2 separate regions of the Homo sapiens genome follow, and region 2 is linked to region 1. Evidence: chromatin contacts called from ENCODE Hi-C or POLR2A ChIA-PET data. All regions are on one chromosome and are shown on one strand. The core of a region is the stretch at or near the end of the contact, and the rest is flanking DNA. Distances in the headings are between cores, read along the strand shown. Region 1 overlaps CREB5 (cAMP responsive element binding protein 5). Region 2 overlaps CREB5 (cAMP responsive element binding protein 5).

What was found. Hi-C counts contacts between places; a loop is a spot of excess contacts on that map. ChIA-PET counts read pairs that join two places held with the same protein, here RNA polymerase II (POLR2A). Pooled maps may share reads with other maps.
Region 2: a map with no recorded cell type shows a loop between it and region 1 (10-fold over the local background). The contact joins two enhancer-like sites. A Hi-C loop is called at or near these places in 1 of 168 maps with a recorded cell type or tissue (GM12878), 4 of 37 single-sample maps with no recorded cell type and 6 of 50 pooled maps. POLR2A ChIA-PET finds 5 or more read pairs at or near these places in 1 of 52 experiments (B cell).

Annotation. Positions count from the first base shown.
Region 1 is chr7:28,691,716-28,697,063 of GRCh38, reverse strand. All of the region lies in intron 5 of CREB5 (cAMP responsive element binding protein 5), which reads right to left. Among named protein-coding and RNA genes, the nearest start is that of TRIL, 260 kb to the left of the region's middle. Within about 2 kb of position 1,348, at least 2 of the 41 ENCODE cell types and tissues checked have a DNase peak (open chromatin) inside an H3K27ac peak, as active enhancers do.
Region 2 is chr7:28,472,349-28,477,730 of GRCh38, reverse strand. The region is part of intron 1 of CREB5 (cAMP responsive element binding protein 5); the gene reads right to left. Among named protein-coding and RNA genes, the nearest start is that of CREB5, 63 kb to the right of the region's middle. Within about 2 kb of position 3,349, at least 9 of the 41 ENCODE cell types and tissues checked have a DNase peak (open chromatin) inside an H3K27ac peak, as active enhancers do.

The DNA of each region.
Region 1 (5,348 bases), core at 99-2,598:
GTGCATATTATACACATAATCCAATGTACATATGTGTGTATATAAATATATACACATGTATATATTTCCATGGGTATATATACACACAAATATATATATGTGTGTATAACACATATACACACATATATGTGAAGTATATATACACATATATGTGTGTATGTAATGTGAGTATGTGTGTATATACATTACACATTACATACACACATATACGTATGTGTATATATACGTATGTGTATGTATACGTATACGTATGTGTATATATACGTATACGTATACGTATGTGTATATATATGTATATGTGTGTATGTAGTGTGTGTATATGTGTATACATGTGTACATATGTATATATGTGTAGGTGTATATATATGTGTACATATATATGCATATGTGTGAGTATACTGGGCTGTGATACAGAATATATTTCCCACTATTGCTCATATCAAAAAAATTTAAAAACTACTATACAGAAAACCACATTTTCTTCCCGGATGGTTCAGCCAATAGTGGTTTTCAATTTGCCTCATTAAAGATCACGTGGCTGGAAAAACCCTATAAGATCCTTCTCACTTCAGTAGAAGAAATGGTACAAAACACTGGCCCATTTCAAAGGGAGCTTAAATACACAGCTCAGAAGAAACGAATGAAGAAAAAGAGGAGGAGGAGGACAGATAACTCTTTGAGAAAAGAAAGGGTCATATCCATCTTCCTATGCTTTACAAATGGCAGGAAGGATTTCTGATTTGCATTCAGTGCATCCGCACAGCTGAAGATGCAGACATATGAGCCCCAGCATAGTTCCACAGTGCATTTTCCAAGCACTTAACAATCATTAATTAGTTAGAAACATCCTTTCAAGGTCGGGAGGCACAATAGTTCATCTCCACACAACAGAGCTTTGGAGGCTCCCAGGCAGCCGAATGGTACGGCACCTGGGTAATGACTGTGGGAAGACTAATTGGGTTAACTGGCTGTGAAGAATCTTGTGAAAATGCTGCTCCACTGCACTGTCAGATGTCAGAGAAGGCCAGCGTCCTTTGTGCCTAACAGCTGAAAGCTGCCTCCATGGGAAAGGATGCAAAGTCATTAAAACAACTATGAATTACCCTTTGCTCTCTTTTTTTTCAGAATCATAATGAAGTGACAAGTTTTCTGTGGTCACAAAGTGCTGGAGTCTCTTTGGGATTAAAGTGCAAAGTGGGGCTGTTTGGGAATTGTGGTCTAAAACTGTTCCCTAGGTGGGGAGGAAGAGGGAGGAAGCAGTGTGTTCAGAGCCCAGAGGTCACATCCTGCAGGTGGGTGGGTGCTGGTTCTGGGGCAGCTTCCAAGCTCTGTCCTCATCAGACATGCACTCAGTGTAGCCAGGGCTCAGGCATGGAGAGGGAGGAGAGAAGAGAGTGGTGGGAAGCAAAGAGCTGGACTCCAGGACATTTACCCCAATGCTATTAGGGCCCACAACTTCTGGCCCACTAACTAGACCCCAGTGGGGCTGATGGCTGGAGGCAAAAAGCAAGCTATCTTGTGGCCTCTGCACCCCTCTCTCCAGACCAGAGGGAGGAGTCTCTGCACAGCTGCCTGAATGATTTCCAGAGTCTCAAGGGCCTGCCTGTTGGTTGCTCCCTCCCACCCCACCATCCCCAGGAGTCAGAATTCAAAAAGGGACTGCAAAGCATTAGCCTGGGCAATATGACAGAATTCCTGGCACCAGGAAGCTCACTGGCCTGGCAGGGCAGAAATGTGCTCCTCACCGCCTTAGAGCTTGGTCTGGGCACTGACACCAATGGTTTTATGATATAGAATAACTCTCTTCACATTTTTGGATGGCTTCAGTTTCCCTCCCTCCCTCCTGTCTAGCTCTGTGGCCCAGGCTGTAGTGCAATGGTGCCATCATGACTCACTGCAGCCTGGAACTACCGGGCTCAAGTGATCCTCCTGCTTCAGTCTCCCAAGTGGCTGGGACCACAGGTGCATGATACCATGCCCGGCTAATTTTTTAATTTTTTTTGTAGAGATGGGGTCTCCCTACATTGCTCAGACTAGCCTCAAACTCTCGGGCTCAAGCTATTCTCCCATCTTGGCCTCCCGAATTGCATGCTGTGATTACAAGAGTTAGCCATTGTGCCTGGCCTTTGATTTCTTAATCTGTAAGGTGAACGGGTTGGGTTGAAACATCAATCTTTAGGTTCTGGCTTCATCAGTGCATTTAGAATTATAAGACTGGGTCAGGCTAAGTAGCTCACGCCTATAACCCTGGCTACTCAGGAGGCTGAGGTGGGAGGATTGCTAGAGTCCAGGAATCTGAGACTAGCCTGGGCTACATAGGGATACCCAGTCTCCACAAAAAAATTAAAAACATAGCCAATGTGTAGTGGTGTGCACCTGTAGCTCCAGCTACTTCAGGAGGCTGAGGCAGGAAGACCATTTGACCCCAAGAGTTCGAGGCTGCAGTGAGCTGTGATTGTGTCACTGGGTGACAAAGCGAGACCCTGTCGCTAAAGAAAAATTTTAAAAAAAGAATTATAAGATGATTATTCTACTACTAAGGAAGTTCTGGATGGTGAGAGCAAATTCAAATCAAATGACGTTCCCTGTGACCTGTACACGTCACAGGGAGCTTCCTGCTTGCCCTCAGAGGAAGGAAATGGCAAAAAGCAGCCATGTACTGAACTAGGGCAAGAGCTGAACTCAGAAAAATAATCTGGCTATAGAGAGGCCACTGCATGATCCATATTAGGGTGGATGCTGGTGAGAGCAAAACTAAAGGCGAAAATGCTACGCAAGAGCAATTTACAACTACATTTACACTAAATGGGTTTATTATAATTGCTGTTATTATGATTAATTTCAGAGGAATTAAATGGGATCAGTCCTTTATTGCAAAGTGTTGCTGAGCTGACGGAAGTGTTAGATAAATAAGAAGGTCAAGAAGAGGCAGATGCAAAAGAAGTTACTCTATGCCATCTAAAAAAGAAATCTACTACTTAACAAAAAGCGGTGAAAAAAGACCCTGCTCTTTTGATGTTGAAATAAACTACAGTACATTAAAGTGAGAGCTGAAACCTCGTTTTCTGACCAATGGCATGTACAGCCAGAAGTATGATTCTCTCTTCACCTCTCCACCCACTCATGACCTCACCTGCATTCTGTGACTTGGTTTACCTTTCTTGGAAGGAACTGTTACATGACAATATTTCTCTCTACATTATTAATGCCCAAAATATATTATTATCCAGACTTCCAAAGAAGTCAACTGGCTCCATTATTAAATAACTAACATTTGCTGAGCACTTACTATGCTAAGTGTATTATGCTCTTATGAATTCCATTTCATAAATGAAGTAACCGAGGCTCAGAAAGCTTCAATAGATTGTCAAAAATCACATAATTAGCAAATGGCAAAGCCAGAGTTTGCCCCCAGGTCTGTCTGACTCCAAAACAATCCACAGGGCCCAATCTCATCTGGCCATATTGATTACGAGTAATTAGGCTTCCCCTCTCTGCACAAAAGCTTGTTTTGCAGACATTTTTTTTCTTTTTTTTTTTTTAAGCAGTGATACAAGCCCCATTGAGGGCAGAGGGGCAGAGCCAAGTGGGCAGACAGGCCCAAAAGGCTGCAAGAGGGCCAGCTGGACTGTCTGCCGTGTCAGCACATGGGTGCAGCCCAACGTGACTTCAATTCAAGATCTTTGATTTGCAAAATAAAAAGTTGATGGACTCCTAAAACATAGTAATTCATGGTAGCCATTCCAGTTCACACAATGCAGTCTCCTGACCCTATTTTCCCGTTAAGACGAGTAATCAAATCTATGCATTAATAGATACCTTGACATTCACTGGGGGCCATATGATTGCTTTTTCTAGGCTTTGCTTTTTGGACACATCCAGTTCTATTTTAGTTATTCAGATGGAAAATAGAAAAAAAACCATAAAGCAGAATTCAGTTTTTTGGTACCATGTGAAGAGAGAGAAAGAAAGACTTTGTTGCTAGCTAGATGGGTCTTGGCTATTGTCTAACTACTGTCCCACTCTCCATAATAATTGCAAACTATTGATTAATTCTTCTTGGGTACAGCATTGCCTCATCAATCATTAAATGAGTTCTCTTGCCAGCGCAGGTACAGGAAGGAAAGATGTATGGACTTGTGTTAAAGTGTTTGCGTACTATGGAGTGGATTTTGGAGTGCTAAGTCAATTTCAGTTTTCAAAGGTGTGTAAGTCTTTAAGAAATTACTCTTGTTGTAACCCAAACTCATGAAATGCATGCCTCTTAAAGCACCCAGTCTTTTTTGTTGTTTTTTTTGAGATGGAGTTGCTCTCTCACCCAAGCTGTTGTGCAGTGGTGCGATCTCGGCTCACTGCAACCTCTGCCTCCCAGGTTCAAGAGATTCTCATGCCTCAGCTTCTGGAGTAGCTGGAATTACAGGCATGTGCCACCATGCCCGAGGTTGGCCTGGTTATCCTCAATTTACAGAGAAGATAGAAACTGTGGCACAGAGAGGTGAAGTGGTTTGTCAAAGTCACACAACCAGTAAGTAGAAGAGTGATTGAATCCAGGCCTTTTAAATCCCAAAGGCCATGCTCTTTTCAGGAGACCCCACCCTGCTTCTCTGATTAGTAGATGCCTGTATTTTTAGTAGAGACAGGGTTTCACCACATTGGCCAGGCTGGTCTTGAACTCCCGACCTCAAGTGATCTGCCTGCCTTGGCCTCCCAAAATGCTGGGATTACAGTCATGCGTCACCACCTCTGGCCACACCTCTAGCTGCAATCCAATGTAAAAGGAGTCCCCTTTGAAGGTCAGAATCCCAAAAAACCAAACAAAAAGGGAGCAGAAAGGAGAAGCCAGTGCTTTATTCCACAGCTGCTGCTTTTTTTTTTTTGGAGACGGAGTCTCGCTCTGTGATCCAGGCTGGAGTGCAGTGGCAGGATCTTGGCTCACTGCAACCTCTGCCTCCCAGGTTCAAGCAATTCTCCTGCCTCAGCCTCCTAAGTAGCTGGGACTACGTGCGCATGCCACCACGCCCAGCTAATTTGTTGTTTTTTTTTTTTTTTTGTATTTTAGTAGAGAGGGGGTTTCACCGTGTTGCCTAGGCTAGTTTCAAACTCCTGAGCTCTGGCAATCCACTCGCCTCGGCCTCCCAAAGTGCTGGGATTACAGGTGTGAGCCACCACGCCCAGCCACAGCTGCTTCTTTTTTAAGTAGAGTTCCAGATTGGCCCAGCCTATTTTCTGTCAGGCACATGACAGGGCTCATTCTCAGTCTACACTAATTTCTGCTTCTTAATGTTGACCTGGCCTTCCTGACCAATGCTTACTAAGTAAAATCTGAGACAATACTTCTTTCAAGCAGC
Region 2 (5,382 bases), core at 2,100-4,599, 220 kb after region 1:
CCTGCAAATCCACTAAAACACTCTGGAAAAAGCACATGGAAGGAAAAGGCCTTTTCCTTGAACCCCACCACCCACGAGAGGTTAACACTGTGCCAGACTCCAATTCATCAAAAGGTCCAAGCCATTAATAAACAAACGCAGGGCCTTCTCTTTTTCTGCCCCAGGGCTCAGGCCCCCAAACAACAGCACCATTTTCGAATCCACACTTCAAATCAGTATGAAAAGGGAAAGAGGATTTCTTTAAATGCCCCTGTGATCCCAAACCTAGGAGCCCTTCCTACGCATGAACGTGGTTTCTTTGCTCAGGGGAGTGTAGATCATATGCTAGGAAAAACCCAGAACCTGGATCCTTCTGAAAGGGAAAGAAAAAAGGGGAAGAGGGTGCAGGCAGCACCCAGTGGGGACGTTGGAGAAGGCCTATGAGACATGCCTATTGAAAGGCTGAAGAAAGGGGAAGGGAAAAGGCCAGCCCCCAAATCCACACTGGGAAATTGTGGCTGCCCTTGATGGGGTATTGTTCACAAACTGCTTCAGGGAAAGTGGCCTGTGGACAGTGATTGATTACCCATCACAGTGAACTTGTTCAAATATGATTCAACTTGGGCACACACCAGGGGCAGAATCAGAAACCAAGGACACAGGTCTCATTCATTCATTTCTTCCCCACATCGTCACTGAGCACCTACCATGCATGAGGCCCCATGCTAGGAGAATGAAGGCTTGGCACAAACAGTTCCTGCCCTCTGGGCAATGATTCTCCAGAAGGAAAGAGAAGTGTACCCAGATGTCTATGGTGGAAAAGCAGAATTTTAATGGCCATAAAGTACTTTTAGTAAAGTGCTTTTGAGAGTTCAGAGGCCATGAGAAAGCAAAACTGTTTCATTAACTACATAAAATATCATATCATCTCCTCTTTCACAGCTAAATATTTCTCATAATAGGATGCCAGTTCAAGCTGCAAACACATATATAACCCCTGGAGCAATCTTTTAATTCTTTCGGAAGTGGGATTTTGTTTGTTTTTTAAATTTAGGCTTTATTTTGCTTTTAATGCTGAAAAGTAAAACTGTATTATTTATGGTAAACCTAATATCGTGATTAGTAAACCAGATTTTATGTTAGAAAAGAAACAATTAAATCTCCTTTGCTCATTAGCTGTGGGATCTTAGGCAAGTTACTTAACTCCTCTGAATATTAATTTTCTCCTATAAAAAGAGACTATAGGTGATATAGATTTTATCTGACTCAGGGATGTTGGGAGGATCAAGTGGGATATTTGGGAAAGCACTTCATAAACTGCAAAGTGCTGTGAAATGTTGGTTGCTGTTTTTATAGTACAATCAACTCGCAGACATGGAGTTGCAGAGATGGCACATGGCACAGAGTTATGTATACATTTGGTGGCATATGTCGAGAGATTGAAGATTCCAAAGGATGTTGAAGGTAATGTTCTTTAAAGAGATCCTGACTTGATGATTCTCTGATAATCCAGCAATTATCAAGCAAATCCTGATCTGCCAACTTTTTACTTGAAGGCTGCCAAGTAGAATTATTTTGTCTTCTATATGATCCCGAGAAGGACCTCGGAGACAGGTCTGTGTTCCAACTTGGCTCTGCCACATACCAGCCAACCTATAAGCTTGGGTAGGTTTGGTCTGTTCGTTTGTTTTTCATTCCACTGCGTTGGGCTCTTTTACAACAATGACAATACCTACTTCTCACAGTTGTTATAAAAGTTAAATAACTGCCAGACTAAGACGGGTTTAATAGGTCACTTGACTCTGGGGTGAAGTTTGGCTGTTGGTGGCTGAGCAAGCCAGGGAAGAGGGACTCCTCACCCTGGGCTTGGAGGGGCTGGAGATGGAGCTGCACGTGTCTGTTTTCCTTCCTGAAAACAGCTCCTAGCCATAGAATGCAAGTAAAGTGCTTTGCTGGCAAGGCCACGTCCCCATATGTGCCTGGCTACCCTGTCCCTGCAATCTGAACCCCAGCCAGGCAGGAAGAAAGGAGAGTTCAGAAGACACCTGGATAAGATGAGAAACTCAGCCTTCTTATCAGTAGGTGCTTTAGGTTTACCTGGAGGCATGGGAAATAAGACTGACACAGATTGTGACACCCTCTTTATACCCACTCTCCACTTGAACTATTAAAAAAAAAGCCAAATCTTCTTTTCATTATTACATTTTCCTTAGTACACTACATTTTCTTAATCTTAACACTTATTCTTATTTTCACTCTTCCTTATTTTTTTTTCTTTCTCTCCCTTTATTCCCCAAATAGCCCATGTGATATTTAATTTTAAAAATGCTACTTTTTCTAAAAAATAGAGATGGGGTCTCACTATGTTACCCAGAAGGCTCTTGAACTCCTGGACTCAAGCAATCCTCCCACCTCAGCCTCCCAAACTGCTGGGATTATAGGCATGAGCCACCACGCCTAGCCTAAAAAAAAAAAAAAAAAAAAAAAAAAAAAAAAAAAAAGAAACTTCTGAATAACGCATGAAGTGTTAGTTAGCTGTGAAAAAAAGGAAGTCATAATATAATCAATGATCTGGTCATTTCAGCCTCTTGAGAAAATGGAGAGATGACGTCTCCATAATAGCAACATTTCCTAACTTGGGGCACCGGGGAGTTAAAGATGAATAATCCAATACCTCTGTCCCTAAAATCTGGTCACCTCCCAATGCAGAAAGGTTTATATATGTGGAAAGCCTAACAGATTTTGAATTTTTTAATGCTTGGGAGTAGTCAAAATTTTATTTAATGAAAACATATCTTTCACATACCATCACATCCTATGTGTCAGGCGTTTTTAATCTCAAAGAAGTGTTTTCCTTCAAGGCTGAAAGAAAGCCTTGATTAGACAGAGCTTTGATTTATATCCTCCACTAAGTGCCTCTGTAGGAAACACAGCACAGGGTAAAGCCGTTAGAATACGAGTTAGGGTGCCAAAATTCCCAGTTATTTCCAAAGCCCTCAGTGTTCCTATCCCCCTTTTCAATACTGACATCAAAGGATTTCTGGTCTTCTCGAAGTGATAGCATTATTTAAATAGTGACATCAAGTTAATGTTTGGAAGATGCCTCAAGGACCTTAAACGCAGTTCTAAGTAGTAGTATGATCGTTATTTCCTCATCCGTCCTCTACTGTTTCCAAAGAAACAGAAAAAACCACTCACACAAACACACACAAAAATCCTCTGGACACCCCAGTTAACTAGTGTCTCCTTTCTTCGCAAACCACCAATCAGCCAGTCATAGGGCAAACAGCTCAAGCACCAGGCAAGGAAAACATGTTATTTTTCTGGGCAAGCCTTAACTTCACTGCCTACAAAACACAGCCCCACGGGGCACATCCCACACATGGGGAGAGCAAGACTCCCATCTCGCATTTGAAACCAATAGTTACCAGTCAACACCCGCGGAAACTGAGGTCAGGATTCCCCAGCACGCACCCTGAAGTCCAAACTCACTTATTCTCCAGATTTCCTACACAGACCAGTCCTGACATCCCAAGCCATTCCTGAAATCCCTCTCCTACTACTAGTAATACTCAAAGAAAGTTCCAAAAAAGTAGCTTAAGAGAAAACTTCCCCTCTCCACAGAGCCTCATTCCCCAGCTGCCCAACACCCAGCAGACTTCTCAGAGGGAGAGAATTTGCTCGGTATCAGCACTGGATGCCCTCTGAAACAGGAGAGTCAGTGGAGTAAGGTAAGAAAAGAAAGCAAAATCAAACAACAAAACCAGGCTTCAGATAGTCTGTTAAAAAATGAGGCTGTCAGGAGCCAAATTCCACAGTGCACAAAAGCCACTTAAAGGTACACCCTAAAACACTCGCTAGAAATCTTCAAAGTACAAGGGAGGCTCCCTGCCACGGGCCAGGGTCATGGACCCAAAGGTGACAATGAGACACTCCCAAGAACATCTGGCCAAATAAGCCGGGCACTGGGCCCTTCCAGACATGGGACAGCAGCCTATGTCTGCTCTCATCCACTGACCTCAGATCCCTGCCCGGGCTTGGCTGCTTCCAGCCTCATTCAGCCGAGCACAGTGCAGGGTCAGCGTTCTTAAGGCATCTGGGAAAGCCACTGTCTTCCTCATCTTCCCCATCTTCTGTCAGAAGACTCAGTCTTCCAGCAAAAGTCTCCCGAGGACCTACCAGGGCCAGGCAGTGTGTCAGATATGGGGCAGAAAACACTGAATGAGAAGGATGAGGCCTCTGTTCTCACAGAGCTTACCTTACAAGGCAAAGAAACAAAAAGCAAAACAAGCAAAAAACACAAGCACAGAAATCAAAAAAGTGACCAAGGAAACTAACAGCACATTTTGGAGAGTTCACTGAAAGAGATAAAGAGGGTGATGTGATAAAGAGAGAAAGGTGCACAAGGAAGCTTTTTATTTTTTTTCTCAGAGATGGGATTTTGCTCTGTTGCCCAGGCTGGAATGCAATGGTGCCTTCGCAGCCCGCTACACCCTTGATCCCCTAGGCTTAAACGATCTTCTCACCTCAGCCGCCCAAGTAGCTGGGACCATAGGTATGCACCACTGCACCTGGCTAATTTTTTATTTTTTGTAGAGATGGGGTCCCACTATGTTGCCCAGGCTGGTCTTGAACTCCTGGCCTTAAGCAAACCTCCCACACCCAGCCTGGGGAAGTTTTCTGAAGGAGGAGGTAATGCTTACCTCTCTGGACAGGTGACATTTAGTTTGAGGCCTGACAAATGCATATGAGCTGTTTGAAGACTAAGCAGGGGAGGGTGGTCCAGGCAGAAAGGAGAGCAAAAGCAAAGAGCTTGGCATGTCTGAGGGACTGAAAGAAGGCTGGCAAGGCTGCAGCATGGTCCACAAGAAAGAGAGAGGCCCCAGGTAAGAGAAAAAAGCAGGCAAGCCTCAAATCAACCAGGGCTAAGATTGATTCTCAGAGCACAGAGAAGCACTGAGGAATTCCAGGCTGCAGAGAGAGACCTTGGATCGTCGAAGTACCTGTTCCTCCATCCCCAAGTGAAACGTGAGGGTCCTAGTAATTCACTCTGGGGATCCTGGGAGGGTTAAAGGCATCTCAGGACCAAGATAGAGACTGATACAGAACAGATGCTCACCTTCTCATACAATAAAACACACAGCCTATCCCATGCGTAAATAAATATTTAGACTTCCCCGCAAAGTAAGAATGTTGTCCTAGCGGTGAGGGGTAGAAAGAACACAGCCCCTGTGACATAGCCACCACCGGCCAGCACTGTAGTTGCAGCTTGAGGTCAAATCACACCTGTGTAACCTTGGAGTGGTAACTTAACTTATCCACGCATATTTCCTCATCTATAAATAGAGATAATACCTATGTCATAGATTTTTTTGAGGATTAAATGAGCATATACACAAATAC